3 separate regions of the Mus musculus genome follow, and regions 1 and 2 are each linked to region 3. A link is a loop called in an ENCODE intact Hi-C map of the cell type or tissue named here. Cell type or tissue: heart. All regions are shown on one strand. Links, peaks and the distances in the headings refer to the core of each region. The heading gives the core; the rest is flanking DNA. Region 1 overlaps Arrb1 (arrestin, beta 1). Region 2 holds the start of n-TEctc3 (a tRNA gene). Region 3 has its middle 6.8 kb from the start of Gdpd5.

Region 1 (10,978 bases), core at 460-8,459, 180 kb after region 3:
GCGGGTTATGCTCAGATCGCCTCTGGGCCCTTCCTCCAGTCCCGAGGCAGATTTACTTCGAGGCAAAACTGCACACCAGCTCCAGGCTCCTCTCAGGACCTCATCTTTTGTGTCCCAGGGCTCAGAGCCTTCCTGAATCTGTATAAGAAAGATCATTTGTGTTGTTCATTTATTAGGTTGTTTTTTTTTGTTTTTTGTTTTTTAAAGCAGACATCTGGGATGGGGGTGTAACCCATGTATATGGCCCTGGGCTAGATGCCCAGCACCTATAAACAGTGTGTAGTGGTGCATGCCTGTAATTTCAGCACTTGGGAGGTAAATGCAGTACACGCTAGGAGGGTGACCGGCATTATCAACTGTGGGGCACAGCTGGACTGGAAAGGGACGATCAGAGCCCACATGGGGCTCTCCGTGGGGAAGGGCTAGAGGAAGCCTGGCCTGGCCTCCACTCCAGTCGCTGGTTGAGGAGTCTGATTGCTTTAGGGCTTGCAGCCACTTCCAGAGCAGCTCAGCTGAACTTGACAGCTCAGTGAGGAAGCCAGCTATGTTCTCTTCTGCAGTCCCAGTGGGGGCTGCCCGTCCTTCCCCAACGTCAGTACCCAATTTATGGAAGAAAATTGGGGAGAGCAGGTTGTGGGTTACGAGAAAAATCAGGGACCTGGTTATTAGGCTAGGTTTCAAATCCCATGTCTAGCTGGGATGGTGGTCCACACGTGTAATCCTAGCACCAGGGGGACGGACGGAGCAGGAGATCAGTTCAAGGCCAGCTTTGACTATGTGAGACCTTGTCTCAAAAAAAAAAAAAAAAAAAAAAAAGAAAAGAAAATTGAATTTCACCTCTTCTGCTTGTCAGGTCAGCAAATGTTAAATAGTTACATAATTTTCCTGAACTTTTGTTTTTATCTTAAAAGTGGGTTAATACTGTATCCTTCCTGCCATGGGATTGTGGTAAGCCTCAAAAGAGATACTGTAAGACTAAACCCAGGACCTGGCACACAGTAGGTATTCAGATTGTGCCCAGCACATTCCCATAGCCCTTATTACCTTGTATGCTGCCTGCACCACACCCACCCGCCTGTGCCCTGTGTCAATGTGTGCTTGCTCCCCGAGCTTTCTTTGTTTGTCTTGTGACCTTTCTCAGCCTCTACACAGCACCTATGAGGCACTTCAGAAAGGGCCAGTAAGAAGAAAAGAACATTCTTTTAGGTAAAAACTGTGCACCTACTGTGTGTCCCCGCCGGGGAGCTTCTGTGTGGTTTTTGCCCTGCAGAGCCCCAGTGGTTGTGACTGTTGCTAGGCTCCTGGAGGCCAGCAACTTTGTACTGTGCAGAGCCCTGTAATCATATTGCTGTTAGAGACACGCTGACATCTGCCATCTCCCTGCTGTGGAATGCCAGCGCCCTGGGATCTGTGTCTCCAGGTTCCAGTGCCTGGCAGCAGAGGTATGCAGCGTAAATTCCATGCTGAGAACATAGCCGAGGCTTGCTTTTCTCTCTCTCATTAAGTCAAGCCTACTTCCTCGGTCTACCCAGCCATTTTCTAGGTGGGGCAAGTCTTTCCTCAGGTTCAGATTGGGTAGACAGATAAATCAAGTGTTCTGCTGGGTCTTGGAGGAGGTAATGCTGGAAGTCAGCTGTGTTTTCAGCGGGTCTTCCATCTGACCCGTGCTCTGTCTGCCTGGGGTGGAGAAGTGACAGCCCAGACGTTCTGTTTCTAGCAGACCCTCATTGCTGGCCTCACAATGGGTTTGGAGCTCTGTGCAAAACTGTTTATGTTTCCACAGCAGAATTTATTGCCCAGCCTGGCCTTCTGCAATTAATTATAAGCCAAACAAATAACTTGTCTCTAGGAGGCTGGGGATCGGCATAAACATTTATGCCAGTCCAGAGGCTGGGTACTTTCCTCTGGCCTTGGGAACAGAGGGGCAGGATGGGGTGGGTCCACTTCCTCCTGACCCCAGGAGGTCTTGTATGTGTGTTCTCGCTCTCAGTCTTCCAAAGTATCCCAGAATAGGGTTCCCACTTGTAAAGGGAGACTCAGGCAGAGAGTTAAGCAGTTTGTCCAAGACCACACAGCTTGCAGGGAGGGCTGTCCATCTGTCCATCCACCCATTCAAATATTTATTTACTAAGCTCTCATCAAATGGGAAGTTGTTTTCTAAGCTGACTGAATTTGTAGGCACAAGGTGGTAGCCTCGGGGCCCAGGCACGTGGCTCAGTTGGTGGTGTGCTTTCCTGGCATTCATGAAGTCCTGGGTTCAAGTCTAGTGCTACATAAACTGGTCAGGTTGGCCACCTACCTGAAGCAAGAGGATCAGAAGTTAGAGGGAATGGCGGGCGTGTTGGCACATTCCTTGAATCCAGCACTCAGGAGCCAGAGGCAGGTGGATCTCTGAGTTTGAGGCAAACCTGGCCTAAAAAGCCAGTTCTAGCTACACAGATAGTGATGACGATGATGATAATGATCATTATCACATTATTATTATTACTTCTTTTACTGTTTGAGATTATGATGTAATTACAGTATTCCCCTGTCTCCCTTTCCTCTCTCCACACCTCCTCATTCAACTCTCCTTGCTCTGCTTCAAATTCATGGATACTTTTTCATTAGTTGCTGTTATGTCTATACATATATATATGTTCCTAACTGTGACCTGCTCAGTGTGGTACTGTCTGTATCTTTTTAGGTATGACCATCTGTATTGGATAACCAATTGGTGTGCTCATCCTTGGGGAAGATGGCATCTCCCACTCTCATCCTCCTTAGTTACCTGTGTGTGCAGGGCTGGGCTCTGATGGGATTCCAGGCTCTGCAGCATGGTCGTTGTTGTTCTTATTTGCTTCATGTCTAGTTAGTGAGACCTTATCTTTAAAAAGATGTTCTAGAGGCTGGTTCAGTGACTCTAGAGCACTGACTACTCTTTCAGAGGTCCTGAGTTCAATTCCCAGCAACCATATAGTGGCTCACAAACATCTGTAATAGGATCCGATGCCCTCTTCTAGTATGCCTGAAGACAGCTACAATGTACTCATATTAAATAAATAAATAAATAGATAAATAAATAGATAAATGTTTGAGAGAGAGAGAGAGAGAGAGAGAGAGAGAGAGAGAGAGAGAAAGATGTTCTAGGGTTCAGCCTCAATTACAGAGGTAGGGAGTTTGAAGACCCTATCCAAAAACAGAGGAAGAAGGAGATGGTCTGTGAGGGCCATCTTGTTTGCCTTATACTGGTGGCCTCATGGTAATGGTGATTTTTACAGGCAGGGGTGTGTGTGCACATGTGTGTGTGTGTGTGTGGGGGGGGGTGAGGACTGAACCTAGGGACCTGTGTATACCGGGCAAGTGCCCTAACATTGAACTACAACCTTAGCTCCAGTTTTATACTGTTCAATGCCTCTTTGTTTTCACTGTGACCCTTTGCCGGAGGTCAGGTATGCAGTTTTCCCCTTGAGGCCTGTTGATGCTCACAGAGTTTCAGATTTGGGAGTGTTTAGGCCTTTCAAATTAGAGAGCATCAACCTACTTCCTGCTGTTGGGCTAGGTGGCTCAGAGGAGGTGCAATTTGGCATGGTCCGAGGCTAGATGGCAGGAAGAGGCAGCGGGGATTGAAACCAAGGATGTTTAAGATTGAGAAGTGAAGGCACTGGCAGCAGAGAAACCCTCACTAGCGACTGCTCTGTGCCCATCTATGCTGGTTCTGTTTTCCAGCTCACTGTGCAGCCAGCCCAGCTCTGTAGTCTTGCTCATGGATCTCTAGGGCCATCTGCTGGGGGCCACCTTCCTCTGTGCCGAGGAAAACAACAGGAGAGATGAAAACTCCGGGCACTACTGCAGATTCCTGCCTCGCACATGGGGTGTTTGGCCTCTGGTTTGGGGTCTAGGAAAACCTTGGTTGAGCAAAAGCTGGTCCCCAAGGCTGGGGCTGCAGCCCTCCAATCATGTGACTTGGGGCTATAGTGGAGCTCAGCTTAAGCTGTGCATAGCAGGTCAGCCCCCTTTGGGAGCCTGGGGTGTGGACACAGAGGTGTGTGGAGTGAGGAATGCTGGGAGGACAGCACAGTGGGAAGGCATCTGGTTTCAGAGGCCAGAGGTTTAGTTCAAGTTAAAACCTGGACCCCAGGGACCCCAGTGTTGCCTTCTGGGGATTGGAACAAAATAATCCCTCCTTGTGGGGTCAGGGTGGGAGTTACAGTTAATCTCTAGGGGACCAAATTCTGGTCACAGATGTGTAGATAGGTACTGTGGTACGTCCATACTGTAGAGTGTTATTCAACTGAAAGGCAATGGCATCCTGACTCAGGCTGTAATTGGGTGAATCATCATGAAGGCAGAACGCTAAGAGATAGAAGCTGGGTACTAAAGGACACATATTATATTAGAGAACTTACGAGAAGTATCTAGAACAGGTGCGTCCATGAGAAGGAGAGCCCGCACGAGGGGATGGGGAGGAAAACTTACTGGGTAAGGGTGGGGGCGGGGCTCGCAGTTTTGCATAGCTGCTGCCATGACTTCTTTACTTCACACAGAGGCCAAATTTTAACTGTTAGTCAACTAATTGTGTGTGTTTGTGTATGTGTGCACATGTGTGTGTAGAGGCCAGGGGTGAGTGTTCTGTCTCTTCATCAGTTGCTGTCCACTGTATCTCTTGACAAGGTCAACTCCCTGAACCTGAAGTGCATCGATTTGCCTGAACTCCAGGGACCCTTCTACCTCTGCCTTCCTGGTGCTGGGGTAGAAGAACTCACCTGGCTTTTTTTGGATTAAGTTCTGGATGATCAAATTCATGTTTGTGTGGTGTATGCTTTACCAACTGACCCCTCATCTCCCTGGTTCCTAACTGATTGGTTTCTTAACAGCAATTTGTTGTCCTTCTGGATGGCATTTGATTGATTGCTAGAGCCTTACTGTGTATCCCAGGCTGATCTCAGACTCTCGATCCTTCTGCTTCACCTACCCTCCTAGGATGACAGGCATGTGCCAACTGGATCTGGCTTGGAGTCATCCTTTTACATGTTAATGGCATGCTGTGTGAATTTCATCTCAGTAAGTTTGTGTTTCAAGTTGATAAGAATCATAAAAAGAGTGGTTTCATTTAGAGGGGAGGGACAGTTGAGATCTGGGATTTAGGTTGAAGCTGTTGAAGAAAGCAAAGCTTAGGTCTAAGAGGCCGTGGTAGGTTCAGAGCCCAGGGCGAGCTGTTTGGCAGTGGTTAAGAGCAAAGTTCTTGGTATCAGTGTGTTTTCTGTTGCTGTAGTAGAATCCCCGAGGCGTAGCTAGCTCTCAGTTCTGGAGATTCCGCGGTGTAACACTGGTCTGGGCTAGGTGCTGGTGAAGGCCTCATGGCAGATGACGTCATGGCAGGTGGATCTGTGCCTGCAAGATCTCAAGGTGAGCCTGAGAACCAGAGAGCCTCTCGGGTCTGCCTTACTTATCCTAACGTCTGACCCTCATTGTGATAGTGTGTGCGTGTTCATGTGGGTACACATGAAAGTGTGGGTGCCCCTGCTCACGTGTGTGGGGGCCAGAGCTGTCATTCTGAGCATTCCTCAGAGCCTCCTACCTTGTTTTTTAGTTTGATTGTTTTGTTTTGTGAGATAGAGTCTCTTCCTGGCCTAGAGCTTACCTACTAGCTCAGGGGTGCTACCAGTGAGCTCTAGGGAACTATCTGTCTGAACCTACAGTGCCGGACCACTGCAGACCTTTTTCACATGGGTCTGTCTGCTTTCCCAGCTGACTGGGCTGTCTCCATAGCCCACACCTCACTCTTTCAAGAACGGACCTATGATATCTGCCTTATTCCCTCCGGAGGGCAGTTCCCCCAGCCGCTTAGCTGACTTCTGCTGGCTTCTTTCTTTCCCTACCTTCCTTTTGCTTGAGCCTAGGCTTCATGTATGCAAGGCAAATATTCTACCACTGAGCTATACTCCCAGCCAGCTCCACCTCTTAAAGGTCAATCACCTCTCGATGCCAGCACACTAGGAACAGGCCTCAGGACCTGGGTGCTAGGGGGAAATGCTCAAGTCATGTCCAAACCATAACAATTCTCAGGGGCTGGAAAAATGGCTCAGTGGTCAAGAGTACTTGCTGTTCAGCCATGAGAACTGGAGTTGGTTGGCTCACAGAGTTCTGTAACTCTAGCCCCCAGGGATCTGATGCCCCTCGGACACCTGCACACACATGCGCAATACACTCACACAGACATGTACGTACAGACACATAAACAAGATATGTTCTGTTTTAGAGACAGGGTTTCTCTGTGTAGCCTTGGCTGTCCTGGAACTTACCCTGTAGATCAAGCTGGTTTCGAGCTCAGAGAGATCTGCCTCTTCCTCTGTCTGCTGAGTTTTGGGATTAAAGGCATGTGCCACCATTGCCCAGCCATAAATAAGATTTTTTAAATCTTAAAAATAAAAACCACGGGCTGGAGGGATGCTCAGCGGTTAAGAGCACCGACTACTCTTCCAGAGGTACTGAGTTCAATTCCCAGCAACCACATGGTGGCTCACAACCATCTGTAATGGGATCCGATGCCCTATTCTGGTGTGTCTGAAGACAGCTACAGTGTACTCATATCCATAAAATAAATAAGTCTTTAAAGCAATAAATAAAAATAAAAACCTTAATAGTTTTAGACAAAGCCTTGTCATCCTGGTTTGGGTTTCTTATCATGTATTTGTTTTAGTTTCTCTGCCTAGAAAGTGGGAATAATATAGTTTTTATTATGGAAATTTGAGTCTTCTATTATGAGAATCTTAACACTTTCCTGAGGAATAAATGAGTTAATATTTGAAAGGATGCCACATCAGGAGCTGTTATTATCACTCATTCATGGTTTTATTTGCTTGTTCATTTGCTGGGCACCCACAGGGAGCCAGGGCTGGGGCAGGCAGGGTTCTGGAGAGACAGCTGCATGCGTGACTCAGAGCCGGCTCTCGGAACGCCTTGCATCCTGAGAAGAGTCAGCCGCTGCACCTGCAGCTTCGGCTATTGATGAAAAGCCCTTGTCCTTTGCTTCTCCAGCTCTGGCTAAGCAGGCGCCTCCCTTGGGACACAGCAGGACTTCTCAATGGCTTTGAAATGTACTAGGCTAGGGAGCTGGGGACCTGGCGGGGGAGGGTGGGGGAGGCCTGCGCGAGGAGGCCTGCAGCAAAACCTGAGCGTTGGTTTCTTTGCCTTGTATGGACAGTTCAGACTGGTCTCAGCAGTTCTCGATCTTCCCGCCCTTGCAACAGCACAGAGAGGAGTTGGGCCTGGGGCTTTTGCTGCTGTTATGAGCCCTGGCCGGGGCTGACTAGAGAGTGCAGAGACTTGAGGTTCACAGGGTGTCAGGGGTCGTCGCTAGAGGTCCTGAGAAGCACTTGATGTTGTTGAGGAAGAGAGCAGCAAGCTTAGAGGGGGAAGGGCTCGGGTGCCACCCAGCCACCCCCGTCCTTAGCAGGGCTGCAGGGTCAACCGCTTCCATTTCCTGAGCCGGGAAGACCTGAGCTCTCATGCCTATTGAGACTTGATTGATAAGAAGTGAACTGCTTTGGGGACTGCCCTTTGGCAGCCAGGGTAAGAATTGGGGTGAAGAATGTAGTTTCTGCCTGGCCAGCAGCGATGGAGAACAGGGTCCCTGTCTTCCTCAGGTGAGGCTGTTCCTGTCTCACTTCCCTATGCTGGTCCACAGTCACTGAGGCTCAGTGGGACATTAGCTCTGTAGGACAGAACAATCTTGCTCCGTGCTCTGTCCACTCCTGAAGATTTCTGTTTGGGCTTCTCTTCCTGCAACTTCAGTTGCCAACCCTTGTTTACCCTCAGTGGTGAAAACTGACACAGAGTCACCTGGCTGCAAAGTCTTCTTCAGGTGTCCTCACATCTCCCCACCCAGGATTCTGAGTGGTTCTAAGGCCCTGTATCTCCCCTGCCTCCTGCCCACCTCAGGGTGCACCCACTGGCTTCCTTCCAGTGGTACCAGGGACTGTCCTTACCACATTCAAAAGAAGCATGCTAAGAAGGGCTTGCGCTCTTCCCCTTCCAAAACCTGCTCCGTGTAGCACAGTGGGTGTGGGTTAGGGGTGTATGGCCATCACCTGAGTGAGCTCTCGGGGGTTGTAGGCATGGCAGTAAGGAGATCAAAGTCAGCCTGGGCTACTTGAGACCTTGTCTCAAAACAAAAATATGCAAACGGTAAGTGAGCTAGGTGCGGTGATGCACATCTCTAATTCCAACACTTGGGAGACAGGCAGGAGGATAACCAGTATGAGGCCATAGTGGTCTATATAGCAAATTCCAGGCTGCTTAGGGCTCCACAGTAAGAGCCCATCACAAAATAGAATAAAACCAAACAAAATCAAGGAAACTATGTCTGGAGTGAGGACAGCAGCTGGGCCCTACCAGAGCTTGTTGTCTTCTGTGGTCTTGGGTGCTCCTAATGGACCGAGTCACAGAGGAAAGAGAAGGGACCTGAGGAAGCAGGAATCAGGCTCTGGGTGGATCAAGCTTTCAGTATTCTAGCACACCTGACCACACCCTCCCCTGTGCACACCCTCCTATCATCGACCCCATGCCTCAGGAACTTGGTATCCTGGGGCCAGGGAGGGTTTTTTGGGTAGGGTCTCCATTTACTGAGCCTTTTTTTTCATCCACAGGCCTTTGGTAGCACCTTGGTACCAGGAGAACATGGGGCAGACCACATTTTCACTTGACACTGTCATTCATTCACTCAGCAAGTGCCCATGCGTGCCTTTATTTGCAGGGTGCAGTCCTGACATCAGGGCACTAACAGTGAACAAGATGGCTCAGGGATACTATCCCAAAGCTAGCGCACTGATACAGAGTTCTCTTAGACATGGGTGTGGGGTGGCATGGCCCCAGTTCTGAGGGCACAGCTGAAGGCATTAATGTGGTCACTCAGTAATTCAGCAGCAGCAGCAGCAGCGGCCCTTCTCAGACAAGGAAAATGACAGTCACCCATGATCCCACTATTCAGAAGGAAGGCTTACGAGTCTTGGTGTGAGCTCTCAGTTCTGTGTCTCTAGCCTGTTCCCATGCACTCAACACACTTGGGATTAGACACTGTAAGATGGAGCTTATTTCCTGTTCAGTGGCTTCCCTTATTGCTGGTGGGAGGAGGCCGGTGTATAGGAGTCAGTTCTCACCTGCTGCTATTTGGGAGTCCAGCTATCAGACTCAGGTCACCAGGCTTGGTGGCAAGCACCTTTGCCTGCAGAGCCATCTCTCTGGCCTCACTGTGAGTTGAACGCTCACCAGGAGGCATTCCCAGCTCTGTCCCCCTTTGGAGTGCATGACTCCTTTGGGGAAGTCTTTCCTGGCTCACTGGGCTAACCACTGAGATTCCCGGCCCTTTGGAACAGTTGCGAAAGTCACCTGTGCTCCCTGGTTGAGTGTCAGTCCTGCAGGACTGTGCTTCCTGCTTGCAGGAGAGGGATTGTGGTTCTTTCCCACAGTTCATCTGTGATCTGTGCCAAGGTATTCCTAAAGACATGGGCTGTGAGAGGGAGGCCTGCCAACTACTGTGGTGGTGGTGGTGGTGGTGGTGGTGGTGGTGGTGGTGGTGGTGGTGGTGGTGGTGGCTGGTGGTTCTGGTATGGTGATGAACTAGGACATCTGGTTCTAAGAATAAACAGCATGCACAAGGACTCCTCCATTCTGTAACTCACCAACAGTGCCAAAGAACCTGGTCCCAAGAAACCTTTCAGACCCAGCGACTGTGCGCCTGTATGTCCTTGTGTCTCTGCCTCTGTGTGTGTGTCTCTGTGTGTATCAGTGTGAAGGGCATTGGCCAAAATGATGCCCCCCTCTGCCTCAGTCCCTCTGCCTCCTCTGGTCTCTTAATTCCAGCCTGTTGTCCCACTAGGTAACAGCCTCATGCCTGCCTTATCCCTAACCTGAGGCATAGACCAGTTTCTGCTAGTCTGGAGCCCCAAATTGTCTCAGCCTGCACTCCCTCCTTTGGGCTCCTTGGATTTTCAGTGGCTTGGGGCTTCCCCAGAGGCTAGGCCTTCATTTCCCCCTGATCAGAATAGTTTTGCACCATGATGTTTTTGATCTTGTGCTAATTCCACTGAGTTGTTGCTCAGCCCAGACCTTGGGTCTGGGGCTTAGAGAAGTATTAGGTACATGAGTGAGGTGTTTAATAGGATTTAATGGCTTCCAGAGGCTTCAGCCCCAGGGCTACTGTCTCACCATGGCCCCTGAGATCCTAGATTCTTCCCCCATCTCCTTGCTCACAGGTCTCGGCTTGCCGGGAATTCTGTTTTGGTTGGAGGGAGGCAAAGTGGAGGAGTTTGCGTGTCTGGCTCTTTCCTCCCTCTCACTCCTCCCCCCTTCCTCCCAGTGTCGCTCAAGATGTTTCCTCTGCCAGCCTGGCTTCACTCCAGCCTGAGTCCACCTCAGGCAATAGCAGCCATCCTCTTGCTTGGAGCTTCTGTGGGCTGTGGCTTTTCCTAGTGGACTTTGATGCCTTTGGCCATTTGGAGGGACCTAAGGAGCAAGTCCCTCGGGGTGGGGCAAGCCACCTGCTTGCTCTCTCTTCAGCATGAAACCCACTCCTGCTGAGGAGGCCACCAATTGTTCCAGGGCTGCTCTGGGCGAACTCCGGGTGCATCCTTTCCCTCTGGGGCCTCTGTTTTCTGGAAATGCTCCTAAAGGCCTTGTTCTTATCTGGTAATCGATTGGATATGCCTCACCCAGCACCTCTACTCCCGGCCTGAGTAGGGGCTGATTCTCAGCCCAGGTCTCCCTGGGGACCCTCACTGGCTCTGTCTGGGTTCAGTCCTTCACACGGATAAACAGACATGCACCCTGGCCCGATAGAGCCGAGGCTCAGCCTTGGCTCCTCGGCACCTTGCACTGTGCCAAGGGAGTGCAGCTACTTAGTAAATATGGCCGAGAAGCCGCCAGGGAAGCTGAGCTGGTGAGGGCCCATGGGCCTCAGGGGCTCTTGCCAGTGGAGGTAGAGCTAGCATGGCTTTTG
Region 2 (10,978 bases), core at 2,475-10,474, 170 kb after region 3:
GATCATGGCTCATTTAAACTGGCAGGTTCCAGGCAGAACCTGTGGCACTCTTTCAGACTGGGGGCTGCCTAGAAGAGAATGTTTGCCCTCCACGGGGCATGGGGCTGCTGAGGGGGAGGCTCATCACCGTGTGTGTGTGTGTGTGTGTGTGTGTGTGTGTGTGTGTGTGTGTGTGTGTGTGCTGGGACAGAACAAGGGTCCTCCTAGCAGATTCCAGGCACTGCCCTGCCATGTGCAGGATGGATCCTGTCCCCGGGGGTGGGTGGCTTGATTCCTAGCAAGGGCGTGGAGAACGGGGGTAGAACTGGGTGGCTGTTTTGAGAGGGAAACAAAGGGCTCTGTTGTCCAGCCCCTTCTCTGCCTCTTTCCTTAGAGGAGCCCTGGCTGGGTCATCTCTCAGGAGACAGCCTCCTCCTTCCTGGGACTGGCCCATCTCTAGAACTACCTCAGAAGAACTCCTTGTTCCTGCTCGGGAGATCTGATGGCAGATGAGGCCCCAGGAGATTAGGCCCCAGGGACTGGGCCTCACAGGTCCCTGGAGGTCTGTGTGACCCCTGAAAGGATGGGACCCTGTCTTGGTCCCAGGGAGAGAAAATTGACTGTTGACTTACAAGCCTCAACACGGTGTGGGTGGTGGTGGTGTTGGGGGTGGGGGTTGGGGGGAGCTGTGGCAGTAGGCAAGACTCTACAGTTCCTAAGCTGGGAGGCAGAGTGTCCCTGGTGTGGGGCCTATGGATTCACAATGGGTTCCCTTGGTGGTCTTGCAGTTGCTCCTCCAATGTTGCCACCAATGGGAGTAGAAAGGTTTGAGCAAAGGGCCAGAGAAGTAGACTGGGTTGGACCATTCTAGGAGCACTTGTTCTTGGCCAAAGGGCCAGAGAAGTAGACTGGGTTGGACCATTCTAGGAACACTTGTTGAGGGCTCACACACTACTGTGTGACCGAGGATGTGTGATTCACCAGCTCTAGTGTCTCTACAGAAGTCTAACCAGCCAGCATGAGTGAAGCCCTTCTCTTGTATTCTGATTCCTGGCTTTTCCTCTGGGGGGCCAAAAATGGAGAATTGGATAGCTCAGGCCTCTTAGAGATTGGTGAGGCAGAGCCTGCCAAGGAAGCAGGTCCAGGGTGTAGAGTCCGTGGTGATCAGGGTTCTGAAGGAAGTACCTCCTGCTTGCTTCTGTGGCTTCAAGTCTTCCTTTAGAGGTGGTCTTCATTGTATGGTTTCATCTCCAGACTCCAGGAACATCAAATCAACTAGTCACTGGCAAGTCCCTGATGGTCAATTCCCTCCGACCAGGCAATTCCTTCCTGGACAGGTTTTCCTCTTCCCTTCAGTTCCTCTCTCCATCAGACCCCATCCTTTCAGGGTTTCAATATGTACCCAACTGTCCTCGAGCTCACAGATCTGCCTGACTCTGCCTCCCGAGAGCTGGGATTAAAGGCCACTGTGCCTGACTCCTTCAGGGGTTCACTTCCTTCAGGAAGCAGCCCGAGTCTCGGTGGCACTCTGGGGGTCCCCTTCTAGGTTGGCTTCCTTGATGCCATCAGATCTATTGGGCATAGATCAGTTTACCTGGGTAGAATGGATTTCAAATCCCAGTGCTGACACTCAGGAGCTGATAGCCTGACCAGTTGTTTAGCCGCTTGTGGCTCCCTGTCTGTAAGGCTGGGATGGGACTGGCTTAAGGGCTAGGTGAGCTAACAGGTATAGCTCAGAGTCCTGGCACAAGAACGGGGCTGGAGGTGAGGGTTGAATGTTCTCCCTTCCCAAGCTGAGCTCCCCCAGGAAGAGAACTGGCTCATTCATTTTCAGGCCCCAAAGGCTTCATGCTTAGTATGCAGGGGGTAACTTGGCCCCACATAATGCTTTTGTCATTTGACAGGCCCAGGTTCCTCCAGGAAGCCCTCATCGATCACCAAAGCTTCCTGACCCCTGCCATCTTCTCACGCACACACTTACCTCTTTCCCTGCTTACATCTTGTGATATTCTCACGTGAACCAAGCAAGGGCACCTGGCCCAGATCGCCTCGTCCCTGGTATCTGTGCAGGTGTGGCAAGGCACTGAGCTCTGTCTATATTTGTTAAGTGAAGGAAGCTGGATGCAGGCATTTCAGTGGGAGATGTCCTAGGAGGGGAGAGAACCATTTCAGAATATCATAGAGACATAGGAATTAGATTAGGCTCATGGCCCAGAAGACAGAGGTCGTGAGATGACCAACTTTCTCTCAGTGAAACGAGAGTTTCAGATCCCGGAACTTTCCGGCAGAGAACCGACAGTAGCTGTTCTCTCATGGTTGGTAGCACTGTCTGGGCAGATCCAAACCTCATGGTGTCAGGGATTGAATCCACGTGTGCTAGACAAATGCTCTACTGCTGAGCTATAGGCCCAGTTCTGTTCTTGTTTTGAGTCAGGGTCCCTAGCTCAGGTAGCTTTTACCTCCCTAGATAGCCAAGGTTGATCTTGAACTGCCCATCCTCCTGTCTCTACCTCCAGAGTGCTGACATCACAGGTCTGTATCAGTGTGCTTGGTTTATGTTTGCTGGGATTGGACCCAGGGCCTTGTGCATACTAGGTGAACACTCAAACACTTCATCTGATGAACTACATCCCAGCCCCAAATCCCGCTTTGTTGTTGTTGTTGTGGGTTTTTGTTTTTGTTCTTTTCGAGACAGGGTTTCTCTGTATAGCCCTGGCTGTCCTGGAACTCACTCTGTAGAAATCCACCTGCCTCTGCCTCCCAAGTGCTGGGATTAAAGGCATACACCACTACTGCCCAGCAGAAGAGAGGCTTCCCTGACCAGGAATCAAACCTGGGCCATGGAGGTGAGAGCACCAAAGCCTAACCACTAGACCACCAGGGAGCATCCCAAATCCTATTTCTTAAGTGCCTCCATGTGAAGCCATCTTTCCCTGAACCTTAAATGTGGGTTCCCTCTGTCCTGCTCACTCCTAGGCACCCCCGAGTTTGCCTGCCTGCCTTCCTTCCTTCCTTCCTTCCTTCCTTCCTTTTTTCCTTCCTTCCTTTCTTTCTTTCTTTTTTTCTTTCTTTCTTTCTTTCTTTCTTTCTTTCTTTCTTTCTTTCTTTCTCTCTCTCTCTTCTTTCTTTCTTTCTTTCTTTCTTTCTTCCTTTCTCTCTTCTTTCTCTCTTTCTTTCTTTCTTTGCTTTGGACAGAGAGAGCAAGAAGTCCCACTTGCGGGTGGACATCTGGGTCTGCCTACAGTACACCCACTGTGGTTTGACCTGGCTTGAGGAGGGGGACGTGGCTTCCCATGATCTGCCCGGATCAAGGAGCTCTTTATGCAGTTCAAGAGCCTGCCTCGGCTGGCAGAGCCTAGGTCTCCCATTGGCTGCCCAATGGGCAAGTGCTCAGAACCCACCTCATTATAAGGAACAGAATTCTGGGCACCAGAGCCAGCAGGCTGCGGTCATAATCAACCAGTTAAACTTCCCAAGTTTGGCCCAGAGGAGTGTGTAGGGGGCCAGGGGGGTGGGTGGTAAGGCTGGGAGGGAGTCCGAGGGGGGCCCAGAGTTGAGCCTGCTGGGCAGAGCTGAGAAAGCATAGCAGGAAGAAGGGAGAGAAGCTAGAGAGTAAGGAAATGGATAGATGCAGAGAGGATGCTATCTGGGGAGAGCGCCCTGACCAAATGGGAGCCCCAACCCCACTTCCTCACTGACTCTCCTATGAAGGCAAGCTGTTCCTCTTTGAGCCCCACTTTCTCAATGTGTCAGAATGGAGGTGGGAGAGGCTTTGAGGCCTCTGGGATCTCTCCTTGTTTTACAGGTTCTGTGATGAGGAGGGAGAGAGGCCCCAGCAATACTGTTCAGTGCTTGAGAGCAAAGGCACAGCCCCCAGCAGCCTGTATCTCAGGAAGATCCACATCCTCTGCTGGAACCTGGGGGTCTGATTAGCCGTGGGCCTAGCTGTAATCGGTTAATTGGAAGGGGAGGTTTGCTGGGCTCTCCCCAGGCACCTCCTATCCCCAGACTTAGTCCTGCCCAGGACTGTCCAAGTTCCAAATAGTGTCCTCAGGGAGGGACTGTTTAAAGCTCTACTCTCCCTCTCCAGGGAGGGGTAAAACCCTGGCCTTTCCATTTCCAGGTAGTACTGTCAGTGGTGTGTGTGTGTTGGGGAGCAGGGAGGAGGGACTCCCCAGAAGTAGAGCCCTATGTTTTGGGGTGTGAATTTTACTGTCAGACAAATTCAAGTACTTGCCAGCACGCTCTCACTTGTTCCCTATTGTGACCCTGGTCAAGGGGCTTGGACTCTGTAGGCCTCCGTGTCCACATCTGGGAAGTCAGTGCTCCCTCCTACCACTCTGGATGGCAAGGGCCCAGAGGTAAGGGTTTGACAAAATCACTATTAGAGACAGGAATGGTGGTACACACCTGCCATTCAAGCACGCGGGAGGATTGCCTGGACTTTGAGGCCAACTAGTTTCTGGGATGAAAGGGTCAGTGAGCTGGCTCAGCTGATGAAGGGGCTTGCTGTGAAGACTGACGATCTGAGCTTGGTCTCTAGAACCCGTGCAGCCAAAGAGAGCTGATTCTCATAACACAGACACACACAGGTAAAATGTGATCTAAACGTTGCTTGTTATGAATGCCTGGGGAAGGGACTTTGACTTTTGTCTGCCTGTCCCTTCCCGTGCCTTCTCCCAGCCAGTGCCATGCACACTGCTGCTTGGTGGCTTAGTGGGCTTGCCCAGGGCCGAAGGAGAAGGACCAGTCATGACAGGAAAGGGAGAAAGATTACCCAGGGCCAGCGTTGTAGTGCTGGGGTGGGGCACCTCCTTTTTGGCCCCTGTCTGCCAAAGCAAATTCTCTGAAAGGAAGTGGGGAAAGACTGCCGAGCTGGAAGCTGGGAGCATCCCAGCCCCAACCCCAGTCCTAGCTCCTTTAACCCTCACCCCCTGTTCAGGGCCCACAGCCTGGTTTGCTGCCAGGGAAGCTGGCGGGCCACTTTTTCACACACTTGGAAAACAACAGCCCTTCCTGGTTCCCAGTGTTCAGCAGGAGGGGCTGGAGAGATGTCCTCAGGTCGGGAGTCGGGGTGGGGGGACTGGCAGCACATGGCAGGAGGCTGCCTCAGCTTCCCCAGCCGCTTGCCAGCCTCAGAGTTGGGCTCTGACTTGGAGGCCAAGGCCTAGGAAGTTGGTTATATAAGTCAGCAAGACTCCCTGCTCACTTCCTCCTTCTCTCTGCAGTGAGGCCCTGCAAGCAGGAGGCAGGTGCCACTTTGCTCAGAATCTCTAGGCCCAGCAGGTTATGGTGACCATCCTGTGCTGGGACAGAGTGGTGTGTAAGAGTGGTCTCCTTGTCCACACCCTGCGGGACAGGCTTATGGGCAGCCTCCGTGCAGGCCACTGGGTTGGCAGCGAGCATTGGCTCCTCCCACACTCTGAGAGCTGCAAAACTTCATTAGAGGAAACAGGCGGCAGACCTGAGATCATTTGCCTACAAACTGCCCCCAGAGGGGAGCTGGCCTCTGCAGCCAGAAGAACAAATCGCCAGCATTTTTCAGTTTGTTCCACAAACAGTTCTCCAGTGCTGGCTAGGTGCCAGACCTCTACTACAGGCATGTCCCTGGAGTGGCCCAATCTACCACAGTGGACATTTAGGGAGCAGTTTGGTTTCATGTGCCACCTAAGGGTGGACCCTTTCTCCGTAGCTGGAGTATTGGCTTTCTTGGAATTCTTATGAACGAAGAGCAGCCTCTTTTAGGTTGGGATTTTCAGAAACGGCTTATTCCCTTTCTCCTGGTCTGTGTCACCCTTCACTCCTCCACCCGAGCGAGCAGAAGTTTCTCTGTCTTACCAGCCCCTGGGGTCTGAGATAGGAAGTGGGGACAGCTTCTTGTAGCACTTGTATGTCTGGGGGAGAAAGAAAGTAAGTGGCTGGAACATTCCTTTTGGTGGTTTTTATTATTATTATTATTATTATTATTATTATTATTATTATTATTAAAGACAGGATTTTTCTGTGTAGATCCGGCTATCCTGGAATTCTGTAGGCCAGGCTGGCCTTTAACTCAGAGATCCACCTGCCTCTGCCCCCCCCCCGAGGGCTGGGATCGAAGGTGTGTGTCAAGCTACTGCCACCACCACCCAGCTGTCTGTAACGTTCTTTTTATTTTATTTTTTTAAAAGATTTATTTATTTTATATATGTGAGTACACTATAGCTGTCTTCAGACACGCCAGTAGAGGGCATCAGATCCCATTACCGATGGTTGTGAGCCACCATGTGGTTGCTGGGAATTGAACTCAGGACCTTTGGAAGAGCAGTCAGTGCTCTTAACCACTGAGCCATCTCTCTAGCTCCAACTGTAACATCCTGTTTGTTTGTTTTTGGTTTTGTATTTTGAGACAGGATTTCTCTGTGTAGCCCTGACTGTCCTGGAACTCACTCTGTAGACCAGGCTGGCCTCAAACTCAGAAATCTTCCTGCCTCTAACTTCCAAATGCTGGTATTAAAGGTGTGCACTACCACTGCCCGGCTGGCTGTAACATTCTTAAGAGAGTGGCAAGGGCGTTTCAGTTTACAGCTGGACAGCAATCCAGGATTAAGACTCAGAAGCCACTAACAGAACAGGGGACCCTCGTGCACGCTGTGGGAGATACATCTGATAGGACTCAGAGATGCAGTGGGAGCTCTGTGGGACAGGCATTCAGCAGGGACTGGAACCCTGCCCCCCATGGTGGCTCGAGTTTCATAGCTTTCAGTAAGGAGTTTCTTAGGAATGCAGACTACTTCAGACACACACACACACACACACACACACACACACACACACACACACGGTGGGGAGAGAGAGAGAGAGAGAGAGAGAGAGAGAGAGAGAGAGAGAGAGAGAGAGAGAGAGAGAGAGAGACCTGGGTTGAAGCTAGCTATAGTAGTGCAGGCCTATAATCTAAGCACATGGTAGAAGGATGAGGTCACCCTGCTCTGCACTGTCAGCTCCAGGCCAACCAGGGTGGCATTGTGGGTCCCTCCCCCACCTTTTTTAGTTAACAAAACAAAAACAAATAGGTCAAGAAATCAAGGGGGAAACTGTCACAAACAAGCAAGCAAGCTGCACATATCTAAAGCTACTGGGCAAATGGCACCGGAAGCAAGATTACTGGGGGCAGCAGGGGTTCAAGCTTCCCTCCAGCAGAGCAGATCTTGCAGAAGCCCACTGGAGCAGAGTGCAAGGCGGGGGTGTGGGGGGGTGTTGTTAGTTTTAGGAGACACAGCCTCTGCTTGGGCCTGTGGCCCGGAAAGAGCATGTGTGCTGGTCTGTGTGGTTTAGAGTGCCGTCTTTAGGGACACTGAGGCCAAGCGGTGTGGGAGAAAGGGCAGCAGGCTGGGTTTGCACCCCACCATACCTGTCTCTGTCTGTGGGTGAGATGCTAAATTGTGGGGAAGTGGTACCCCTTCTTTCTCACTGTAGTGACTGTGCTAATGAGTGCACCCAGAACTAACAGGGCTCATCTGGTGGGTAAGATTTTTGTCATGAGTCTGTGTGGCCCCAGGGCTGTGGGAGAAAACTGAAGGCATTTAAAAAAAGACTTAGTAAGGAGAATTTTGATTTTTTTCTTTTTTGGCAAGTTTTTTTTTTCAATATCCTAAAAAGGACAAAGCTGATGACACGTTATAATCAAGCAGTTAATATGCACACTGCTCTTTCTAGCATGCAGCAGCGAGGTGCCTTTTCTGCAGCCATTCAGCAGCTATGATTGAAATCACCCTTTTGCAGAATGAACCCTGTTGCCGGGAATTTTCAGAGGACTATGGTGAGCCCTGTCCTGGCCACAGGCGGTCCTGGGTTTCTCCAGCCACAGCTTCTTTATGAATGAGATGGTATCTGGGACAGAGGTTACCTGAATCCACACTCGCTGTAGAGAAACCCATTCCCTGTCCTGGGCAGGCTCAGCTCAGACATCCGGTCTGAACGGTGAGGTGGGCATGTCTTCTAAGGCTGCTCCTTGCAACCAGCTCTGGCCTGGGCCAACCCACTGGTCTTCTGCCTGGTCTGTGGCTCAGTATATGGCCTGGAACCAACCCTTTTGTTTGGAAACACACCAGACCAAGGCCTTCCCAGCTTAAAAGCTCACCAGTTGTTCCCTACAGGAGCATCTCTGGTTTTCAGGTGGTACCAAGAACCCTGCAGTTCCTGTCCCTAACTTCCTGCCTGCTGTCCCCACACTGTGGACACTGGCTTGACCTCAATGGCCATTGACTTTCCATACCTGGGTGTCTGTCAGATCAGGCTTTGGGCCTGAAGAGCCCTACCCCCTAATTGATAGGAGCTTCTTTATATGTTGTTTTCAAGATGTGATTCACTATATATAAGCCACTTTGGCCTTGTACTCAAGGTGGTCCTCCTGCCTCAGCCTTCTGAGTACTAGTACTGTGTGCTCTTATACTTGTCTCCTTCCTTGCAACCTTCCATCTCCTCCACCCAGCACACGCTGAGACAGGATCTCCTGTACCCCAGGCTGGCCTCAGATACACTATGCATTTGAAGAAGCCCTTAAACTTGTGATTCTCCTGTCTCCACGTCCTGAATATTGGGATTGCAAGCGTGTGCTATCGGATGGATTTATGTGTTTCTGGGACAGAATTGGTGTGAAGCAAGCCTCCTGCCAGCCACACTGCATCCCTGGCCTGCCTCCCTTCCTTGGACATCTTTTCCAGGTGTGGAGCTGCTCTGTTGGAGGCTGTCCTTTGGGCCGGAGTTAGGGAGGGAGGCCAGAGAGGGCTCAGAGGAAGTGGGCCTGGGCTGCTGACCCAAAGGAGAAGTACCCTTTCCTTCGTCTCATTTCCTTCCTGGCCCTGGTACTGAAAGAAAGCAGGCAGAAGCAGTAGAAAAGAGGAAATACTTTGAACTGGGGACTAAGATCTCCCAGCTTGGAGATGATTTTAAAAGTCCCAGTTCTCAAGCCCCTCTCTCCGTCCTCTCCTTTTCCTGTACACAGGACACCTTCTGCCCACACAGGCTATGCAGACAGAGGCTACAAAGCTGACCTGGCCTCGTCCTGTCTTTACAGCTCTATCGCATGCACGCTGGAACTCACCATCTTCTTATCTGTCTCATTGGGTTTGAGTTCAAGTCTTGGCAAGAGCTCTTGCAGCTCTGTAACTCTGGGCAAGTCACGGCACCTTTCTGAGCCTTGGTTTCTTCTGCATACCATAGAAAGGATAATACCTACCTCATAGGGTGGTGCCGCTCTGTGGGCGAAGGGCTGAGCAGGTATCTTTGATAGCACCTGTGTGGCGAGTGGAAGCTACTTTCAGGTCAGAAACTTCTTGAGAGAGTTGACCAACACCTGGGCTAAGGCCAGGGCACACAGTGCCACGCCAGCTTCTTGAGACTGCCTCATTTTTGCACTTTAGGGGATCCTTTTTCCCAGCTCAGTGCTGGGTACATTAGTAACCAAGTTACTGTCTTACTTACTGTTCTATTGCTGTGAAGAGACACCATGAGCAAGGCAACTTATAAAAGGAAGCATTTAACTAGGAGCTTGCTAACAGCCTCAGGGGGAGAGTTCATGACCATCATGGCAGGAAGCATGGTGGCAGGCAGGCATGGCCCCAGAGCAGTAGCTGAGAGCTTACATCTGATCTTCAGGCAGGAGAGAGAGAGAGAGAGAGAGAGAGAGAGAGAGAGAGAGATTGGGCCTTGCTTTTGAAACCTCAAAACCCACCCCTAGTGACACACCTCCGAGGCCACACCTCCTCCAAGGCCACACCTCCTCCAAGGCCACACCTCCTAATCCTTCCTCAAACAGTCTGCCAACTGGGAACCAAACGTTCCAACATACAAGCCTATGGGGACCACTCTCGTTCACACCACCATGGTTTCTTTCTGTGTACTTTCCGTAAGGAATTGTGGATGAGCTGTATCAGTGAAGTCATCAAGAGTGCCGGACAGAGTGGGAACAGGACAACTGAAAGCAAAGCCTGGTTTGTGATGTGGGACTGGAAGTGATAAAAGCACGTGGGAGGCCCAGGAGGTGGACAGTGAGGACGAGGTTGGGCAGTGGGAAGTGAGGTGTGCTCAGCGGGAGTGCACAGACACAAGGCCCTGAGTGTGCAAGGCTTTTGCTCTGAAGCGCTTCCAGGGTCTAGTGCTTTCTTGGATGTCTGGCGAGAAGGCAGGGCAGTGGCTGTTTCCTGCTGTGCAGGAGGATCTGTCATGATTTCCCGAAGCTGCTGTTCTGACCAGCTGCTCAAGTCCTTTCACTCTGTGGCCACTGTCCTCTGAGTGTCTGCGACCGCTTCTTCCCTCCGGGGTGAGTGGAGACTAGGCTAGGGTGGCAGAGGAGGTGGGAGAGGAGGCCCACGCTCAGGTCCATTTTCAGAAATGAAGGGGGTCAATTTCTCACCTGCTCCACATGATCACAGTCCTTCTCTGAAAGTGTCTGAGGCATGGCTCTTGTAAGAAAGTCCTTGGTGTGTCTAGTGCATAGTTGGTTTGCTCTTACTGTCTCCTTTTGCAAAATGAGGACTGTTTTAGGATTTCCATTGCTGTGGAAAGACACTGTGACCAAGGCAAGTCTTATAAAGAACAGCATGTAGTTGGGGAAAGCTTACAGGTTGGGCAGTTCAGTTTATTATTACCAAGGCAGGAAGCATGGCAGCATCTAGGCAGGCATGGCACTGGAGAAGCTGAGAGTTCTACATCTTGATTGGACAGCATCCAGGAGAAGACTGACTCTCTCTTCACTGGGCGGAGCTTGAGCTTAGGAGCCTCAAAGCCCACCCCTACAATGACATACTTCCTCCAACAAGGCCACACCTCCTTCAATAAGGCCACACCTCCTAATAGTGCCATGTCCCATGGGTCAAGCATATTCAAACCGCCACAGAGATGAAATGACTTACTCCGCATAGCCACTGAGACTATGGTATGTGCTGGCTGGCAGGTGGGGTTCTTAGCTACTCTGGGTTGCACGTGCCGCTGGGGGTAGGGGTGGGGGTGCAGATCCTGC
Region 3 (10,978 bases), core at 1,289-9,288:
GGCGTCTGGACCATGGGTTAAAGGACACCTGGGAAGAGGAGGTGATGTCATGGTCCAGACCCACAGGCACACACCTGCCTCACTCAGTCTCAGAGTGGTGGCCTCGGGCTTCATAGAAACAGCAGTGCCCAGTGATGAGAATGAGCAGGACTTGATCCCACTTCAGCTTCACAGTGGCTCAGATCACTTGCTTATTAACGTCTCTGAGCCTCCTACTCTCTCTCTCTTAAAATGAGGTTACATCCACTTGACAGAGATGTTGTAAGGACGACTTTAAGATGACTTGGGGCAGCCAGGCAGTGTGGCGCATGCCTTTAATCCCAGCACTCGGGAGGCAGAGGCAGGCGGATTTCTGAGTTCGAGACCAGCCTGGTCTACAGAGTGAGTTCCAGGACAGCCAGGGCTACACAGAGAAACCCTGTCTCAAAAAACCAAACCAAACAAACAAACAAACAAACAAAATCTTGAAATTGGGGGTGAAAAGATGGCTCAGTGGTTAAAAACACTGGCTGCTCTTCAAGAGGACCCAGGTTCAATTCCCAGCAACCATGTGACAGTTCACACCTGACTGTAACTCCAGTTCCAGGGATCTGACTCCCTCACATAGGCATACATGATATATATCGTGCATAATATATAATATATATTTAAAAGAAAGGAAATTTATAAAAAAGAGAGTCTGGAGATAGATAGTGCAGAGGTGTTACAGGGCCTTTGTTTCATCCATCCCTTATCCCAAGGGTGTGATACTTGTCTCCAAAAACCAAGATGGCAGCCAGAGCCTACCCATGTCATTACATCCAATTTCTAGACTGCAGATAGAAAAAGGACTGAATAACTGCACGCTAGTCTAAGGACTCTTGTCAGAAGTTATAAACAGCAATTCTGCCTACATTCCATTTGTTATAGCTTTAGTCCTGGGCACGTAGATAGCTGCAAGAGAGTCTGCAGAAGGCACTTTTTGTTTTGGAGGGCCATAACCCAGGGGAAGAAAACTCAGAAATGTTGTCACTGTGGCAGGAGCAAGGCATGAGTATTAGAATTCCGAGTACAAAGCCTGACCACACCAGAAGCATGCTGACCTTTGCTTACTATTTGCTGACCTTTCCCCCACCTAAGAAAGACAGTGGCTTTGTGCCTGAGGCTAACACATCCCATCCTGAGTGTCCTGGAGGGAGTAAGAGAACAAGAGAGCAGAGCTGGAGCTAAGATGTAAGAGTCAAGGACATTCCTGGATGGATCTGGCTGATCACAATACCCTAAGTCAGAATGTGCTGTCCCCACACTGAAGGGCCATTCTAGGCTCTTGGTTGAACATTCAGCTGTGGGGTTCCAGGTGTAAGGAGTCATTCAGCTGTGGGGTTCCAGGTGTAAGGAGTCATTCAGCTGTGGGGTTCCAGGTGTAAGGAGTCATTCAGCTGTGGGGTTCCGGGTGTAAGGAGCCTAGGACTTGAGAGGAGGCTCTGGTTGAGGGACAGGGAAAGTGACTAATAAGTGCACAGCTCCACACAGTGAGCTGTGAAGTGGGTCCCCTGGACAGAGTCCCACCTTCCTAGAGGTGAAGAGAAAAAAGAAGAGAATATAGCCATGGTTGTTAGATGTCCACTGCACATGTGCATGTCACAATGGAACTGGGAGGGTCAGCTTTGCCTAAGTATGTAAATCCAGGCCTGAACCTTCAACTGGCCAGATAGCTTACCATACAGCTGCCTGGGTGACGCCTGGGTGGTAATTCCCTGCACTCTGCTGATGTGGTTGTGGTTCAGTCGCCTCTGCCACTATCAGAAGCCTGTACCATTAGACCTAACTCTCCAACATGCTTACTCTTTCTCCCTCCAGGGTAACCTTCTCCTGCCTTCTCCTCCCATTCACATCTACTCCAACCCTCAAACAGCCGGGAGTTTCCTTCTGTGATTCAGAGAAACCCCGAAGCTATCAGGAAAAAGCCTTCCACTGGCCCCAGCGCTCTGACCTGTTCTCATGGATGGACAGGTGACCTCTCCACCTCCAGGAGTCGGCCATGCCGCTCTGCCTGAGTGTGAACCCCAGCCTCCACTTCCTGAATGAAGTTCATCACTGCTCCTCTCCTCTCACCCCTCCCATCAACAGACACATCTCTTAGGAAAACCTTGTCCTCTCTCCTCTGTACCAGTGGCTCTCAGACTTCTTAATGCTGAGACCCTTTAATACAGTTCCTCATGTTGTGACGCTCCCTCCTCCAGCCATAAAACTATTTTGGTTGCTATCCCATAACTGTAATTTTGCTACTGTTATGAATTGTAATATAAATATTTATGGAAATAGAGGTTTAACAAGGGGGTTGAGACCCACAGGTTGAGAACCAGTACTCTATATTGATCCTGCTCTGGAGAGGTTTGTATGCCTGCTTCTGATTCTCTTACCCTTGCAGCAGACAGGGATCATGGCTCTCTCTCCACCGATCTTGCATTCCAAGGTTGGAGAGGCTCTTGAGACTCTAAGTCAGGGTTTGGGGAGGGGAATCCTCTATGCTTGTCCTGTGCACTGACCACTGGCCACCCTTCTGGCCCCTCTCTCTGGCTCCTACTCTCAGGCAACCCTTTCCCCCCTTCTCTGGGTTCCTCTCACTTGATCTTTAACCTTTTGGAGGCTCCTGGCTCTCCTTTGCCCTGACCCTGGGCAAGCTTGTTCCTTTCTCTTCTCTGGTCACCAATATTGACAATCCTATTAGATCGCATGTCTCTATGCCAGAAACACCCAGGTTTCAAGAACTCTTCCTGACCCTAGACTTGTTTGTTCAATGGTGGGCCCAACCTTTTTATTAATTAATTTCTTTTTTAACTGAGCTGTGTAAAGGTCGTTTGGAAATGAAAGTTTCCACAGGTGAGTTCTGTCTGCCTCCCTCATCTTTTTGTACGAGCTAATTGTGACGCCTTTGATTCCCCCTTTTTCTTACAACCTACTGAAGGATTTTAAAATTCATCAGAAAATCCTTGGACTGGGGAGATAGCTCAATAAAATGTTTTCCTGGTAAGCATGCAGATCTGAGTTCAGTTCCAGGATTCTTCATAACTACAGTCGCAGAGCCAGGTAGGTGAGGATGGGTGGATTCGTGGAGCTCATTAGCCAGCCATCATACCCAGCCTGTGGGTGAGGAGAGATCTTGTCTGAAAACACAAGTGGGGTAGTTTGAGGAGCGACTCCTGAGGTTCTCTTCTGCCTTCAACATCTGAAAGACACTTCCAAGGGTCTGACCACCATCCCTGCTGTCACTATGATCTGTCCCACTGTGCTGGACACACTCAGAGCCTCGCTCTTACCCCCTCAGTTAATTTCCTTACTACCTGAGGAGGAACCCGAGAAGAAGCCAGGCTCCCAGCATAGCCTCCATGACTTGGTCTCTTGTCTCTTCCATTCCCACTAGTCGCTCCTTCCTTTCCCATGGACGCCAGGCACCGTCACCTCAGACCTTTGTTCCTGTCATTGCTTCAGTATTTGCTTGAATGTCAGGTCCCCTTCCTCCCGAGTGGCAGGTGCTCAGCATTTCCCCTCCTCTCCTACAAAGTCCTTTTAACAGAGATGTGCCCACTGTGCCAGCATTACAATAACCCCAGACACCAAGGAATCACTCAGAATAAACTCCCAGGAATGCGGAAGGGAAAGACGCTGTGAGCAGGTGAACCAACAAGTCTTGCCACCTTGGGTGGGCTGCCCAGAAAGGGCAGCAGGAAAAGAGAGCCTGGGTGTCTGCATAAACAGCAAGCACTCTGAAGCCCTGAGCCATCCCTGTAGCCAAGTATGATGTTGAAGAATACACTGTCCTTTGCAACAAAACTCACCTTCCCTATATATCACTCTTGACCTTGTCAGAGGCTGTCAGACTCACACAGCAACATAAAGTTTCCCCAAGCTCTGGTGTTTTTCACTTGAAAGCTTGAATTTTATCAATGGCAATAAGTGCTATTGATTTGCCTGGAAATATGGTCAATGTACTTTTCTCATTTTTGAGTAAGTGTCCGACAGACACCCAAGTCTTCATAGCTGTAATTCAACTGTCAGTATTTCTTTTAAGTGGTAATGATGTCCCGTGAAAAGGGCAGCCAGTTCAGCTCACACTTTAAACAATTGCGTGGATGCCATTCCTGATCACAGTTGTCACAGCATATCCCCTGTGGCAAAATGCTGTGTGACACTTCCCATGCTGTCACTCAGAATACACAAAAGAACCCTGGGGCTGCAGGTAACTCAGTGGTAGAGCAAGGGTTAGTGTGTGGAAGGCTCCAGGTTCCTCTGTGGCAACATACAGGAGTGGGGATGTGTGTGTGTGTGTGTGTGTGTGTGTGTGTGTGTGTGTGTGTGCAAGTGTGTGCGTGAGTATGTGTGCATGTGCGTATGTATAGATAGACAGATATTATATGATATGTATGAAAGATAGATAGATAGATAGATAGATAGATAGATAGATATTAAAGACAGGTATTGAAAGGACAATGAAATAAAAAGAAAACGGGAGGACGGGCTGTGAATCACGTGGTGACTTCTTGCATAGTCAGAAACAACCCAGTGACAGTGGCATTTGCAAATGGTATTTTCTTTTCTTGTTTTTTTGTTTTTGCTTTTTGTTGTTATTCTTGTTTGCTTGTTTATTTTTGCCATGGGGTCTCACTATGTAGCCCAAGCTAACCTCAAACCTGCAATGCCCTGTTTCAGCCATCCTCCTGAAGGTGGTAAGTATGGGCCTGCACCACCGTCTCTTTCTTTGAATGATGCTTTCGTATTATTAAGAACATTTGACAGCCGGGCATGATGGCGCACACCTTTAATCCCAGCACTTGGGAGGCAGAGGCAGGCGGATTTCTGAGTTTGAGGCCAGCCTGGTCTACAGAATGAGTTCCAGGACAGCCAGGGTTACACAGAGAAACCCTGTTTCGAAATAGAAAAAAGAAAATTTGAGGGCTGTTTTTATGGCTCAGCAGGTAAAGGTGCCTGCCACTTAACTTTGAACCCTGGAATCTACATGGTGGTGGGAGAGAACTGATTCCTCTGACCTCCGCACAAGTGCCATGGCATGAACAAATACACACACAAATAAAAATAAGAGAAAAACACTTTTTAAAAGAGCTTGAGCCAGGCTGGAGAGATGGCTCAGTGGCTAAGAGCACTGACTGCTCTTGCAGAAATCCTGAGTTCACACATGCACATGCACTACACTCATACACACACGCGCACACACACACACACACACACACACACACACACACACACACACACACACCATATGCTACCACAGGGGAACAGCCTCTCACACACTAACCACTGAGTTACCCAGCAATCACATGGTGACTCACAACCATCTGTAATGAGATCTGGTGCCCTCTTCTGGCGTGTCTGAAGACAGCTACAGTGTACTCATATACATAAAATAAATAAATCTTTTAAAAGAGGAGGTGGGGAGGGAGAGCCTGAGCCTTCTTGGGGCTGCCTCTGCAGTGTCTGGAGTTCTAGGCATGGTTTACATACTTTGTAAGGCTACCACACCCAGGTAAAGCACACACACATATTGTGCTACATTGTTACCATTCATTTCCGGACTGTCTCCATCTTGCCAAATTGAAGCTCTGAGCCAACTACACCCTGACTTTCCACCCCTGCTCCCTGAGCTCTGTGGTTCTTCTCCTTGCCTGCTCTTCTCTACCCTGGGTATCTAACACACGGAATCACCAGCCGTCTGTCCTGTGTCTGGCTTTCACTCGGCCTGATGTCTCCAAGGCTCATCCACATTGTATCATTATATTAAAGTCCCCATCTCTTTTAGAGGTGAAGAATGCCCCCCTTTTCATTACCTGTTCACCTGGCTCGTGCCTATCCTCTGCCTAAGTTGAACAGTGAACACGTGTGTGCAAATAGTTGTTAATGGCTCTTCTTCTGGTTCGTGGTTGTTGTTGTCCTCACAGTGGCTTGCTGGATTTTCTTATGTTTATTATTTCGATCATGTGTGTGGGCACATTATGTGCTTTGTGTGCACGGTCAGAGGACAACTAGCTGGAGACAATTCTCTCCTTCCACGATATGGGTCTTAGGAATCGAACTCAGGCTGTCAAACTTGGAGCAAGCGCCTTTATTCACTGATCTGTCTCATTAGCTCTGGCAATCTTTTTTTATTTGGGAGAATATAGTTATCTTTCCTCTTTTAATGACCACTATGCTTGATCTGAAATTATAGAAAATTAAAATTTTCCCATTTTAATTTATTGTAATGTAAACATCAATACATATATGTATATAAATATATAAAAACCCAAAAATCGTGGTTCATTAGGGTTTTCAAAAGTTTTAGTTGTGAAAGATGTCCTGAAACCAAAGTTTGAGAACCAGCTCGTTAGCTTATATTGCAGTATCCAGTTCAGGCAGCAGGGGGCAGCAGAGATAGCCCAACGCAGGCACCTGCTTTCTACAGAAAATGTACATACACCTGCAGATTAAAAAGATTGCCAGACCTATGCCCTACACTAAGGGCATTGAAGTAGGTCTGACAAGGAGTCCATGGTTGCAGCGGTCCTGCAACTGAGAGTGACAGGGACAAAGTAACACCAGTTCTGTTGAGCAGGAAAGGGTGCTGGTGAAGGACCAGTCAGTATGGAGTCAGGATCCCCAGTCTTGAGCCAGATAAGACTACAATCAGAGAGGAACTGACAGTCCTTAACCTCACCAGGTAGTGTGGTCATGGATCCAGGAAAAGTGGTACCACCTTTCATTAACCTGACACAGACTTACCCTACCCTGTCACCCAAGTCACAAGGGTCACGTAGAACTTCTTCACCTGTCCTTGTGCTGTCTGTGGTCCTCCAGACTTAAAGGATCTACTCCCCAGCTCCAAGGCACTTCTTCTTTTTTAAAATTTATTTACTATTATATGTAAGTATACAGTAGCTGTCTTCAGACATCCCAGAAGAGATCATCAGATCTCATTACAGATGGTTGTGAGCCACCATGTGGTTGCTGGGATTTGAACTCAGAACCTTCAGAAGAGCAGTCAGTGCTCTTACCCACTGAGCCATCTCTCCAGCCTGGCACTTCTTCTTCCTAGAGCCAGATTAGCTTCCTCTTCCTTCCTGTCCCCCTCCTCTGGCTGCATCCTAACCTGTGGTCCTTCGTCAGCTGACCTGTCCTCAAGGATGCTTCTCCCTCTTTTCTCCCATCATCATCCGTGGCCCCAGATATCCACAGAAAGTCTCAGCCCTGGACTTTCCTGTCTTAGTTACATCTCTTTGGCTGTGAAGAGACACCACGACCAAGGGAACTTAGGAAAGAAAGCATTTAATTGAGAGTTTGCTTACGGTTTCTGAGGATGAGCACATGATGTCGTGGTGGGAAGCATGAGGACAGGCAGGCATGGCACTGGAGCTGTAGCTGAGAGCTTACATCTCATCTACAAGCTGCAAGCAGAGAGTGTGTTAGGCTGAGCTTGGTGTGAGCTTTAGAAACCTCATAGCCCATCCTCAGTGACACACTTCCAACAAGGACACACCTCCTAATCCTTCTCAAACAGTTCCACCAACCACAGCCCAAGCATTCAAATATATGAGCCTATGGGACCTGTTCTCATTCAGACCCCCACACTAATCCTCCAGTAGGCCATCCCTGCTTACCTCTACTTTGACCTCAGAGAAGGTGAGGCTGACAACAAGGCTCAGAGGCTTATAATGACCCAGTGTCCCAGACCATCCACAGTTCCCCTCTTCCCCAGCTGGGGCCATAATGTCTTCTTGGTGTGTGTCCCCTGCTTCTACAGTCCTGCTTTTACAGATTGTAGCTGCAGGGCCACACGAGACATACGTGGATAGGAAGGTGACAGGCCGGCAGACTGGAGCCCTCAGAGGCCCTGGGATATGTGAAGGTGAAGAAACAGGGGCTGTCTATCCGAGTGAAGCTTCCTCAGGGTGAAGCCCACACTCACCCCTGCCCCACCAAAGCCCACCAGCTCCTCCATCTTCATTCTATCTATTGGGCACTTATATGGGGCTTGCCACCTACTGACATAAGAAAAACTTGATCCCTTGAGATCTCTTGAGTTAAGTTCCCAACTTCCAGATGAGGAAACCGACGTATAGCAAGATCACAGAGCTAACACAGGCACTCAGGGGTCCCTGCTGGGCCACGTGGCTCCAGAGTCTGTGCTCTAACTGCTCCATGAGTCAACCTTAGTTTCTCCATTTTGCCTCAGTCTTGTTCTACAAATGGGTTGACTTCCTTATCTGTCACTCGACTGTTCCCTGCTCATGTTTCTGTGAACAGGGCCCCCTGATTATATTGGATTTATTAAATCCTTAGGTATTGTATGTTACTTTCTAAATTGCTGTGACAAAAAGCAACTTGGACAAGGAAGGAAGGGAGGGAGGAAGGGGTTATTTTGGTTCACAGCGTGAGGCTCAGTTCCTCATGACAGGGAAGTCAAGGACGCGGTATTATGGGTCACATTGCAGTGACAGTCAGGACCAAGAGTACTGAGTGATGATGCTCCGCTTGCTTCCTCCACTTTATTCAGACTGGCACCCCAGCCTATAGGATGGCACTGCCTCCACTTAGGGTGGGACTTCTCACATTAGTAAATCCAGTGTAGGGCCAGAGAGATGGTTCAGCAGTTAAGAGCACTTCCAGAGGTCCTGGGTTCAATTCCCGGAAACCACAGGGTGATTCACCATCATCTATAATGGGATCTGATGCCCTCTTCTGGTATGTTGAAGACAGCAACAGTGTACTCATGTGTATAAAATAAATAATTCTTTAAAGAAAAATCCAGTGTAGAGCCCCCACCACCATGACCACGTGCCCAGAGGTTTGTTCCCTGGGTGATTCCAAATCTGGCCAGTCTGACAATGTCAACCATTCCAGGTATCCAGTGCTCTGATGCTCTCCCTGTGGCAACACTGCTGCACAGCCAGCTAAATGAGCAACCCCTGTGTTCACAGAGAACTTGGCATATGGCTGCATGCAGAGTCCTGGACCAAGGGCTCTGCCTAGAGAGTGTCATTGTCCCAGCCTGGGTATCCAATATGTGGCATATTACTTGGTCTAGCACAGGGTACATAGGGTCATAGAGTGAGAGAATGAAGCACACTATCTCAGTGCAGGGCCAAGGGGTCCTGTCCCATCCCTTGTCCTTAGAAGCTTCTAACTGGGTTGGGAAACTGACTCTCATTGCCCTAATCCCTGGGCATAAATTACAAGAGGGGGGCAAGACTTCCATTGCAACAGAGCCCACAATGCTGCCCACTGAGAGACCTGGAGAGGCTTCCTGGAGAAGCCTTTAGGGATGGGGCATTCCCCTGGTGGAAAGGGACACACGCAAAGACTTTGAACTGGTGGAGATAGAGACCAAGGTGGAAAGGCATCCAGAATCTGCAGGTGCAGTGAGCTCAGCTGAGCCCACCAACTGCTCTAGACAGTGTGCTGCACAAGGATAGGATCACCTCTGCCTGTTAAGTCTTAGTACCCACCCATCCCCACCCCACCCCTGCCACCACCGAGCACGGTGCCTTCCCATCACGCACAGAGTGCAAAGTTATCCAGTGAAGAGAGTTTATACACCAAGGTGGCCTATTTAGAGAAGGAATGCAAAGTGACTGATAACTGTCAGCCTGCAAGCGAGTGTCCATCTAGGACGAGAACACAAAGTGCCCTCTGCACGGACACTGCGGAGCGGCATCTGCAGATCGCTCTGGCTAGATGCACAAGGCTCTCAGGAGCCGTGGGGTGCACAGAAGGCTACTGTCTCCTGTCAGCCTCCAGGCATGGCTTCCAAGCCAGGCCATGCACTGACAGCCTCCCAGACAAAGCCACCACCAATCATCCACTGTCACTCTGTGGCCTCCCTCACCACAAAAGGCCAGATTGCCCCAGATCAGAAAACTCCTTCTCCTCCATAGGGGCAGCCAGAGGGCAAACGTGGGTGTTTTGAGACCTGAGCAGCCGTTCACCACTTGCTGACCTTAAGTGGGCCTCAGGAGTCATCGAGGAAGCTGTGTTCTGAAAAGCTTTTTTCTTTTGGACATTCTGTCCATCTGACCTCCTGAAGAGGCTGTCCTAACAGCCAGACAGCTCTACTCTGAGAACCTCATTCATTCATCTTCTAACGCTGAGGTCTCTCAAGGGCCATGGTGGGTGGGGACATACATCCACAGAGTAGCTCCCAGCCATGAAGGGGGAGGGAAATGAGGCATGAACATTCTTAAAGAATCTTCCATGTAAGCAAATCAGACTAAAGGCTGCCTGGGAGTTCAGGATGGCATCTCAGAGAAGGTGACATTTGTGACTCAATTACTGAGTCTAGGCAAGGCTCTAGGACACAGCAGTCAGGCAAGCTGATGAGCACTGGCTCTCCAACTCTCACCTCAGTCCTGCAGGGGAGCAGGAATAAACTCAAGGTGGGATTCACGACAGTCCAGGAGGACCATAAGGGCAGCCACTCGGAGGAACTGTGTAGGGATGATGTTCATTGTTAGCGAATCTGAGAGAGGTGTGAGGGAGGGGGGGGGGGAGAAGAGGTGGAAAGACAAGGAGCTACAATAGCAGGCTAAGAGTTCAGGGCTCCGTGGGGCTGACAACTGAAGGCTGACGGTTCTTGGCCAAGGGGAAGGTATACGAGATCTTGGCACCCTTACCAAGTGTGATATGGATAGCTTCAATCCTCAGGCAGGCCCTTGCCACTCCCCTAGGCGCTGTGTTTTAAGGACACTTGTTTCCCTACAGAACTCCATCATGTTGACAGTGTGCTGAAAACTTCTCACAGCCCTCTGCTAATGGAATCCAAACTCCAAGCTCCTCCTAGTTTGATCTCATCAGCATCCAGCTGGGCTGTGGGCTCAGGAGGATCTTAAGAGATCTTTGGTCCTTTGGATAAGTCTGAACTCCCTTCTACCTGCCTCGCTGGAATCTCCCACTTTGACTTTTGCTCTACTGCTGCCAGGATTTCTCAGGAGCACGGTCAACTCCTACTAAC

Evidence for each region. A loop is a pair of places that touch in the nucleus more often than their neighbours do. Peaks named below come from ENCODE experiments on the same cell type or tissue, not always from the same donor. Only the 100,000 strongest peaks of a DNase experiment are listed, where the experiment ranks them.
Region 1: it touches region 3 in a loop (2.7-fold over the local background); 5 of 42 quality-filtered maps call a loop at or near these places.
Region 2: it touches region 3 in a loop (1.9-fold over the local background); 4 of 42 quality-filtered maps call a loop at or near these places.

What each region holds. Positions count from the first base shown.
Region 1 is chr7:99,552,309-99,563,286 of GRCm38, forward strand. The region is part of intron 1 of Arrb1 (arrestin, beta 1); the gene reads left to right. It overlaps Mir326 (microRNA 326), which reads left to right; the gene lies at 1-55. Among named protein-coding and RNA genes, the nearest start is that of Mir326, 5.5 kb to the left of the region's middle. In heart, for the core only: a CTCF peak has its summit at 3,764 (motif pointing left); a DNase peak (open chromatin) is centred at 3,793; H3K27ac peaks cover 3,775 bases.
Region 2 is chr7:99,541,109-99,552,086 of GRCm38, forward strand. The region is part of intron 1 of Arrb1 (arrestin, beta 1); the gene reads left to right. It overlaps n-TEctc3 (a tRNA gene), which reads right to left and starts at 2,863; the gene lies at 2,792-2,863. In heart, for the core only: a CTCF peak has its summit at 6,200 (motif pointing right); DNase peaks (open chromatin) are centred at 5,053, 5,433, 7,223 and 8,753; H3K27ac peaks cover 4,642 bases.
Region 3 is chr7:99,369,216-99,380,193 of GRCm38, forward strand. No RefSeq gene overlaps it. Among named protein-coding and RNA genes, the nearest start is that of Gdpd5, 6.8 kb to the right of the region's middle. In heart, for the core only: a CTCF peak has its summit at 5,392 (motif pointing left); no DNase peak of the experiment used is centred there; H3K27me3 peaks cover 890 bases.